2 separate regions of the Homo sapiens genome follow, and region 2 is linked to region 1. Evidence: read pairs that join two places in POLR2A ChIA-PET (ENCODE). Cell type or tissue: PC-3. All regions are shown on one strand.

What was found. Peaks named below come from ENCODE experiments on the same cell type or tissue, not always from the same donor. Only the 100,000 strongest peaks of a DNase experiment are listed, where the experiment ranks them.
Region 2: POLR2A ChIA-PET joins it to region 1 with 5 read pairs; 2 of 35 experiments call an interaction of 5 or more read pairs at or near these places.

The regions. Positions count from the first base shown.
Region 1 is chr18:23,768,949-23,773,948 of GRCh38, forward strand. It overlaps LAMA3 (laminin subunit alpha 3), which reads left to right. Exons shown (of 75, transcript NM_198129.4): 9 at 4,549-4,639. Among named protein-coding and RNA genes, the nearest start is that of LAMA3, 82 kb to the left of the region's middle. In PC-3, no CTCF peak of the experiment used is centred here; no DNase peak of the experiment used is centred here.
Region 2 is chr18:23,846,497-23,851,496 of GRCh38, forward strand. It overlaps LAMA3 (laminin subunit alpha 3), which reads left to right. Exons shown (of 75, transcript NM_198129.4): 31 at 1-12; 32 at 968-1,172. Among named protein-coding and RNA genes, the nearest start is that of LINC02958, 130 kb to the right of the region's middle. RefSeq lists an enhancer at 656-1,501. In PC-3, no CTCF peak of the experiment used is centred here; a DNase peak (open chromatin) is centred at 2,865; H3K4me3 peaks cover 479 bases; H3K27ac peaks cover 4,087 bases.

The sequences.
Region 1 (5,000 bases):
GACATAAAGGTGGAAACAATAGACACTGGGGACTACTAGAGGGGAGAGCGAAGAAGGGCGACAAGGGTCGAAAAACTAACTATTGGGTACTATGCTCAGTACCTGGGTGGCAGGATCAATCATACACCAAAGCTGAGCGCCATGCAATATATCCAGCTAACAAATCTGTACATGTACCCCCTGAATCTAAAATTAGAGTTGAATTTTTTTTTTGGAAAAAGAATTTTAGGAAACTACCTACCTTCCCAACCCCTCTTTATTTCCAAATCTCTGCCCTTTTATGGTAATACAATGATCTGTAATTATTTTCCTTTACTCAATCCCATTTGTAAATGTTTTAGAGGAGAGAATAAATAATGGAAAAGGAAAATAAAAGAATATTTTGTAAATAATACTTCAATATAGCTGGAAAAAATTAGAGTATGTAGGGCCGCTTACAACAAAATTTATGACATTGTCTCATGGTATTTATAAAATGCATGTAAATATAATACATATGCAACAATAGCATAAAAAATAATACAATATTAACTCTAATTTGACTGTGAGACGTGAAGGATATATATTGTAGTCCCTAAAACAACTGCTGACAAAATAATGCAAAGAGGTACAGCTAAAAGGCCAATAGATACTTCTAAAGGTAATTTTAAAAACATTCAAATAATCCAAAAAATAGATAAATGAAGGAACAGGGGATGAAGTGCATGCATGTGCGCAAGCACACACACACACAAAACCACATACACACACACCAGACACAAAAGGAAGGGGCAAGCAGAAAATAGATACAAATAGTGGTAGACCCAAATCCAGCTCTATAAAAAATACTCTAAATGTTAATGGACTAAACACTCCAATTCAAAGGCAGAAGCAATAAGAATGAATAAAAAAGCAAGACTCAACTATATTGTTCACAAGTACTTACCTTTAAATATAAGGACAAGTTGAAAGTAAATGAATGGGAAAAAATATACTATGTAAACAATAAACATTAGAAGGATAGAGTAAAAATATCAGGCAAAGTAAACTTTAAGACAAAGAGCATTAACACAAATAAAGACATTTCGTAATGCTAAGAGTAAATTCATCAGGGAGACAGTAATCATAAGTGTGTTTGCATCTAACAATAGAGCTTTAAAATACATGAAGCAAAATTTGACAGAATTAGAGGGAAAAATAGACAATTCTATGATCATAGTTGGAGATTTAAATACCATCCTATTGGCAATTTATAAAACTAGACAAAAACATCAACAATAACCATGAAAAATTGACAATTTAGATTTTATCAAAATTAAAAACTTCTGCTCAAAACAAAACATGCTATTAAGAAAATGAATAGGCAAGTTACAGACAGAAAATATTCACAAAACATAAACCTGACAAATGGTTGGTATCTGGGATATACAAAGAACTTCCACAGCTCAGTTATAAAAAAAAAAACCTCAAAAAAATTCAAAAGATTTGAATAGCTACTTGACAAAAGTAGATATATAAATGGCCAATAAATGTACATCAAAGAGCTTAACAAGGCCGGGTGCTGTGGCTCACGCCTGTAATCCCAGCACTTTGGGAGGCTGAGGCGGGCGGATCACGAGGTCAGGAGATTGAGACCATCCTGGCTAATACGGTGAAACCCTGACTCTACTAAAAATACCAAAAATTAGCCGGGCATGGTGGCGGGCGCCTGTAGTCCCAGCTACTCGGGAGGCTGAGGCAGGAGAATGGCGTGAACCCGGGAGGCAGAGGTTGCAGTGAGTCGAGATCGCGCCACTGCACTCCAGCCTGGGCGACAGAGCGAGACTCTGTCTCAAAAACAAAACAAAACAAAACAAAAAAAAGAGCTTAACATTATTAGTCATCAGAGAAATGCAAATTAAGATTACAATGACATACTACTACATACTCCCCAGGATTGCTATTTTTTCCTCAGCTTTAAAGGATGACTATTATTAAAAAGGCTGACAACATCAAATTTTGGTGAGAATGTGGAATAACCACACCTATTCATCATTGTTGATAACAATGCAGAATGGTACAACTACTTTGGGAAAACGGCCATTTAAAAAAAATAAAGCTAAACATACACCTATCCCATGACTCACAATTTCCACTCATAGGCATTTATTCATAAGAAATGGAAATGTTTGTTTTCAAAAAGTTTATAGTAGCTTTATGCAAATACCCCCAACTAGAAATAGCCCAGGTGACCAACAATAGTAGAATGGATGAAGAAACTCAGGCATAACTATAGAATGGGACTCTGTGGAGCAACAGAGAGGAAGAAACTACTGATGGATGCAGCGACATGCAAGAATCTTAAAAACATTATGCTCAGTGAATGACGACTGAAAAAACACACACCCAAAAGTATCAGGGCCATTTAAATGAAATTCTGAAACAGGTAAAAGTAGTCCATAGTGGAGAAAGTCAGAAATGTGGTTGACTTTGAAGAGTTGATGATGGAGATTGACTGTGAAGGGGAAAGAGGAACTTTGGGGTAATGATATTGCTCTATATCTAGATAAGGAATTGGATTTCACAGATGTATGCATTTGTCTTGACTCAGTGGATGTACAATTAATAGTTTTGCACTTATAAGTTTTTTGCACTTGTAAATTTTATAACAGAAGAAAAAAACTGTAAACAAATACTGAATTCCAGCTAGTTAAATGCATGGTGAAGTATTTAGGGGAAAGTGACTGATAGCTGCAATTTATTTTGAAATGCGTAAGAGATAAGATGAATTAGTGGATGGATAGAGGAATGGATGGATGGATAATTATGTGATAAAGCAAATATGGTAAAATATTAATGGTAAATTGTAGGTGGGGGAGTGTAAAGGTGTTCACTGTAAAGTTGGGAATTTTTCAAGATAAAATGTTGAAAGAAAAGAGTAATGAAAGAAGAAAGCCAGGAGCACAACATTTTTGGATTGACTCCTTCTTGATTTCTTTTCCCTTAAATATTGATGCTCTTAACTAAGATTGAAGATTATCCCCATTGTTTGAGATGATGCATGAAGATACTTTATCTCCATGAACTAAAACAAAGTCTTTCACCTCTTCCACAGAGATGTGACTTCTGATCGAAGTCTTTTTTTTTTTTTTTGAGACGGAGTCTTGCTCTGTCACCCTGGCTGGAGTGCAGTGGTGTGATTTCGGCTCACTGCAACCTCTGCCTCCTGGGTTCAAGCAATTCTCCTGCCTCAGCCTGCTGAGTAGCTGGAATTACAGGTGTGTGCCACCATGCCCGGCTAATTTTTATATTTTTAGCAGAGACGGGGTTTCACCATATTGGTCAGGCTGGTCTTGAACTCCTGACCTTGTGACCCACCCACTTTGGCCTCCCAGACTGCTGGGATTACAGGCGTGAGCCACTGCACCTGGGCTGATCTAAGTCTTAAACTCACTCCCTAGTTGTGTCGTTGTTATGTTGGTTTCACTATTTCCAGTCTAGTTAACCTGATGTCCTCTGTCTATGGTAAGAAACAGTGGCAAACAACAGATTTGAGGGTTAATTGACATCGGATGGGAAGGTGGGCCACAGCTGTTTCTGATTTACCCACCATGTTTATGCATGTAAATTTCAAGTCACAGAAGTGGCCAATGTGGTTTTAGACCTCAACATTAAAGTGAATTCAGATTTTAGCCTATGGGAAAATGAGCGGTAATAAAGAAAAGTCTGTAGTTAATAAAATTATCTAAAACAGGAGAGGATACAGAATGGGTCTTTGTTCTCCCTCTGTGTTTCTGTGCAGACTTTTGTGTGGGTCAAATTGTGTTTTTGTTCTTGTTAACTTCTTATTGCCTTTCTTTTCATTAGTGAAAGAACATTGTCCTCCTAATTATTCCCAAGTTAGAGCAAAAGAGGCAGAAATGAGCTAGATCCATAGTTTTGGAAACTGATGATGCATGTTGGGTAATTTAATTATGTGGCAATTACAAGGATTAACCATGAACTGGAAAGAGCTGCCTAGTATTGTACTTTAAAATGAGCTCCGTGTATGAGACTCATGCCTCCATTTTCCATTCATGAAACAGAGGTATTCAGAAAAGGGTTTTATGACTAAAGCACAGATAAAATTAGAACGAAGAGAGACAAGGATCTGTATATGTTATTCCTTCCAAAATTGGAGAAGGTGTAAATGCACACATGACCCTTGGGTTAAACTGTGCGATTCATTATCCATTCGTCAGTTCTTCTGAATGAGGCTACGAGAACAGTCCTCTTCAGTGTTTTCTCACTCACATGTCAGGTGCTTCATTAAAGCAAATTCTTCGATCAAGGATAAAGCCTGGGCTTGTCCAGTTGATGGAATGTTTCCTTTCCTCTCCCAATAAGAAAAAAATTCCAGAGCCAAGATTAAGCCAATCCTATGGTAAATTTTGGTCAAGGTCAAGATTAATGCTTTTTTAAATTATTATTTCAGTGACTTCAAAATTACAATTGTATATGACAGAATTATTCCTCTGGGTGAGTAGCACAAAATAAGGAGAATCGTCTTCCCCAGAACCCTTCCTTTAAGTTTCTTTTGTTTCTTTCTAGCACAACACAGCTGGAGTAAACTGTGAACAGTGTGCTAAGGGCTATTACCGCCCTTATGGGGTTCCAGTGGATGCCCCTGATGGCTGCATCCGTAAGTTTCATTTCAAGTTGGTGTATCTTAGCCTGTGTGTACTGCCTCAGCGAAGTCATCAGGCTAACTTTGGATCAGTTAATAACTTCCTTCATGCCCTCTCTCTTCAGAGTATTAGTTGTGCTCGCTATGTGACCTCAGTCACTTACACAGTCTCTTTGAATTTTGGATTTATTGCATGTAAATGGAAATGATAATGTATTTCATAAGATTAAATAAAATGCAATCAAAAGCATGTAGGAAAATACTTACCATTGGGCCTGTCACATATTAGGCCTGTGATAAATGTTAGTTTCTCCATTTTCTGTTGTTTTGACATGTTTCTATGATCTCTAATAATTTCAATTTTTGGGCTGGAGGC
Region 2 (5,000 bases), 78 kb after region 1:
CACGCTGCAAGCGTAAGTGCACGTTTCCCATCACCCAAGTTCTGCTCTGGTCCCGTGTGGATGATGCTTACCAGGAGCAGGCTTCTTCAGTGGCACTGTGCTAGAGACTCACCTGGAGATCTGGAGAAATGCAGATTCTGATTCAGGAGACTGGGCTGGAGCCTGAGTCTCTACATTTCCAATAAGCACCCAGGTGATGCCCATGCTGCTGGTCCATGGACCGCACTCTAAGTAGCAATGTTCTAGAAGATAAGTATTTGTGACTCCCCTGCTGTGTGGCCTATGCACTTGGCAAAGCAGGTGAGTGTGACAAGTCTTAAACCTCAGAATCTTGGAGAGCTTGATCCCCTTCGTCACAGAAGCCCCTTCCATTTTTTTGGCCCAACCCAAACTCAGTTGAGATAGGACAGCCAGGGTCATGTGGCAGTGCTACTCACTGAATGAGAACCCATGGGACCTTTATCTCAGAACCATCTTGTGGTCCGAGGGGTAGGGTAAGCTCACTTCACGTGACTGCAGTGAGAAATGCAGTGTGCAGAGTCCCCATGCAGAGGCCAAGGAACAAGAACCCTGCTGCCAGGTTGTGCCCTGACCCTGGGCTCTGGACGCACAGGGTACTGGGGTGATGTGGATGTGGAGCCACTTCAGGGAGCCTGAGAGCAGCCTCCTACCAATTTCCAGAATCCTTCAATGGTCCAGAGGCCCCATATGAGTGGCACACAGTGGCAGCGAGGTGGGCTCCTTGGAGGGTCTTTCTTGGATCTGGCTGGCTCCTCAATCCCCATCCACACTGTCTGCCATGAGCATTTGGTGTGGTTGGTCTTGACTCCAAGAAATGGGCCTTTCAGATCCAAATATTTCTCTCTGACCCTTTGGAGGCTTCTGGAAAGCCTGGCAGTTGGTGGAGTGCTGCTGGAGCCCAGGCGGCCTTTGACCCTCACATGGTATTTCTTTATCCCCTGGCCAGCGTGCAGCTGTGGTCGGCGCCTTTGTGAAGAGATGACGGGGCAGTGCCGCTGCCCTCCCCGCACGGTCAGGCCCCAGTGTGAGGTGTGTGAGACACACTCATTCAGCTTCCACCCCATGGCCGGCTGCGAAGGCTGCAACTGTTCCAGGAGGGGCACCATCGAGGCTGCCATGCCGGAGTGTGACCGGGACAGCGGGCAGTGCAGGTGAGCTGGGGGAGTAGCCTGTCTGCTTCTGTCACAGGGAGGTCGCGTGCCATCTGCCCACACACTGGTCATCGTCACTTTCCACTTCCCACCTGTCCAGGGGTGCCCTGTGTTGACCTCGGCATGAGCTTCCCAGACAGGATGGGTTGCAGTGGGTGGAGTGATTGGTCCCTTAGGCTCAGAACTGGGCAGAGCCTGTGTGGACAGATTACCAGTCATCTTGGGCCGGCAGCAGCCTTGCCCATTGACTCCAGCATGCTGTCACTATGGGACTGTGTTCTGTGTGTGCCATGAGGCAGAAGTGGGAGAAGAATGATACATGCATAATGAAGGTATCTGTGTGCTTTGCTGGGATGCCTTGTGGTGAGCACCTGTCCATTTGTATTTAGGTATGAGCTTCATACCCTCCTTCTAGGGTTCGCTGGCAGTGTGGTTAAGGTCAATGTGTGACAGAGTCTGAAATCCCACCTAGCTGATTTGGGCTGGAAGGGGAGCTGAGGCCTCCACAGCAGGGCTTGGTGGGAGTGAGGAGGGAGTCAGGGTGAACAGGAGACAGGCTGGAGAGCCTGGCCTGAGAGTGGGGCTGCCCTCAGAGGATCGCTGAGCAGTCCAGTACTTAATTGCTAAGGGACAGGTGGAGACCTCGGCTCATGCAGATGCTGCATTGCTGAGAGGTTTGATTCAGAGGCTGCATTGGAATGTGGAGGCCGGTGTCACATGGTTCCAGGTGACAAGCCTGATCTCAGCAGGACTGGGTGGGGGCTGCAGGGGCCAGAGAAAGCGTATGGCTCCTAGAAGGAGAGACTGGTAAGAATTAGATCAGTGGTGATATGCTGGGGAAACTGAGTCAGAGGCCAGGCCAGGATGGCAGCGTGCAGGGGAAAGCAGAAGTTTCACCATGCACCCCACTCCCTTCAGCACGCACCCCAGGCACATGGATATTATGGAGTCCGTAATTTGGGTGTGAGAGCCAAGAGGGCCTATGGCTGCTGGGGACAGGCCTCAGTGACTCCCACTTGAGGGTGGCTGTGGTAGTCTCCCATGACTGCCATTAACGAATGCCACAAACAACGCTAAAATAACAGAAATTTATTCTTACACATTTCTGGAGCCTGGAAATTAAAAATCAAGATGTCGGCAGGGTTGGTTTCTTCCGGAGGGTCTGCAAGAGAACCTGTTCCATGCCTTTCTCTTCGCTTCTGGTGTGCAGGTATTCCTGGGGGAGTCCCTGGGCTGTTGGCTGCATCACTGCAACCTCTGCCTCCGCCATTACATGCTGTTCTCCCTGTGTGTCTCTGTCTTCCTGTGGCGTTTCCCTCTCTGTACGTGTCTCTGTCTCTTCTCATTTTCTTATAAGGACACCAGTCATACTGGCTTAAGGCCCACCGTACTCTGGTATAACCTCATCTTAACTTAATTACATCTCTAAAGACCCTGTTTCCAAATAAGGTCACATTCTCAGGTAGTGGGGGGTAGAACTTGGACAGATCTTTTGTGGGGATACAATTCAACTCTCTATAGCAGCAATGTTTGCTTTTCTAAGAAAGGCCCCTTAACCACACCTTTAATTGTTATCTGGTGCCTCCCAACTCCTTGATAATACTGGAACCTTGTAAGGAAGCTGGGAGAAAAACTCAAATCATGAAATATTCCAAGTCTTTAAAACCACAGGTGTGAGTCCTGCCTGAGTCAGCTCAGTCACTCAAGAACCAGAGGGGATACCTGTGTTTAATCACAGGAAGCAAAGGAACCAAGGGGGAGATGGAGAATCAGTTTTCAGGCAGGAAGAGAAGCAGTAGAGTTTTCAAAGGGAGTGGTTTGTCAACAATAAATCGCTGCAAATGGAACTTCACACACAATTTCTCAATGCTGCTGTCACAGAAAAAGAAAACCAAGAGTGCTTTTAAAAATGTTTTAATCTTGTTAAGGCACCAGAAGGTGATGGATGGATTTACTGCAGTATTTTATGTAAAAATCCCTAAGAATTTTATTTTTAACAAACTGTCACTGCCAATGATAATTTAATAGACTGGAATATTCCTAACTCAGGATGGAGGCATGTCTATAGTAAGTTTTGCCCAAACCTGACAGCATCAACAGAAATGGAATCTTGCTGACTTGTATTACACTTAAACCAAGATGTAAAACTGTTTACTTTGACCTTAGGAAAGGGACTATAATAATCTAATGGGATAACGCATCTTCCCATGATCAAAGTAGATTTGTCATAAAAGGGCCTTGTCAGAAAATGTAAGAAAATTTACATTACTGTAAATTGCACAAATTGCCCATGATAATTTCAGTGTAAATGCTGAAAAAGCTTTTGATTGCCTGAAGGGATTACTTCTTTATAAATATTAGAGGAAAAACTATTTTTTTCCTCCTTAGAAAATTTCCTTTATGAAGAATATGTTTAGAGGAGTCTAAAGCTCATGTAAAAGAAATAATCAGAGATACCTAGAGTTTATGAGAAAAAGGAAAACACATTCTTTCACAGTCTTGTCCTGCAGTTGTACAAATCATCACAAACTGCAAAGCTGAAAAATTGCAATTCTCAAATTGTATTTAACTACTTATAAGCATTCAACTTTATCATACTATAAGAAAATCAAACTGTTACAAATATTCATCTACTTTAAAATGAATTACAAAAATAATTTTAGCAATCTACAATACTCACTCTTTACTTAGTCAACCTGGTGTTGTAGTTTTAGAGGCAATAAGTTGGAACCATAAAACTGAGCCTTCGACTCACCTTTGGCAAGTCCTAGCTATGAGACTGGGCAAGTCATTTTGTCTGCCTGGCTTTCAGCTTCTTACTCTGTAAAATGAAGTTTAGTAAAATCATCTCTAACTTCCTATCTAAATTTAAAATTCTGATTCCATTTCTTTTTCAATCTCTGATTGTATCACGGACTATATTGTGTAATTATCGAAAGGTCTATTATTCTGGCCAATTCTATCAAGATCAAAAAGATGCTTATATTGATCAAAACTTCATTTTTTTTAGCACAACAAGACAGCACATATATCTATTTATAGCGATGAAAAAGTAAATTTGCATCTGCTCCTAGTAATGGAAGATATGTGCCATCAGATTCTCTGAACATACAAAAGGGCTAGAATATTTTTGGAAGACTTTATCCATCTGTGTCAGACGTGAGGAAGCTGGAGATCCCTGGTAGTAAAAGCTGCAGTACTGTTGACCGCGTCCAAGCTATTTTCAGATTGATCAAAGGAGATGGCAGTCCACCTGGACATCCAGTGAAGCCACGTGTACCTCATGCCTTTTCAGAAGGGTAGTAGCCACAGGAAAGATTTGGGGATTCCCTCTATCTCCACTCAGATTTACTAAGCCTTTGTGTTAAATGGAGAAATTAAAAACCAGAAAAGGTCATCGACTTGGTGTTCTCAGAACAGAAGGGCTTCCAGCTAGGCATCAATTCCTGAGCCCTAACAACTTGGAGAGGCAATTTCTTTGATGCACTTCATCAAATAATCTGTGAGGCTGGCCAGGCAGTGTGCAGGCGCTGGGATGTGCTGTTGACACAGTGGTGACGGCTGTAACAGCCACACAGAAGGAGCTCAGGGTTCTCACCTGCACGACCTCTGTCGTCCTTCGTCTCCTGTAATACTGGCATCTTCTTCTAACCTCTCTGATGATGCTTCTCTGGCCATTTCACTGGCTTCATTTTTCTCCTTCTGCCTCCAGACCAAGAAGATGTGTGGTGTGAGTTGCGTCCTGTCTCTGCCGCTCACTCTCTGGGTGACCTCAGGTATATTACTTCTGTCCTCTGGGCCTTAGGTCTTCATCTGTAAAATAAGGAT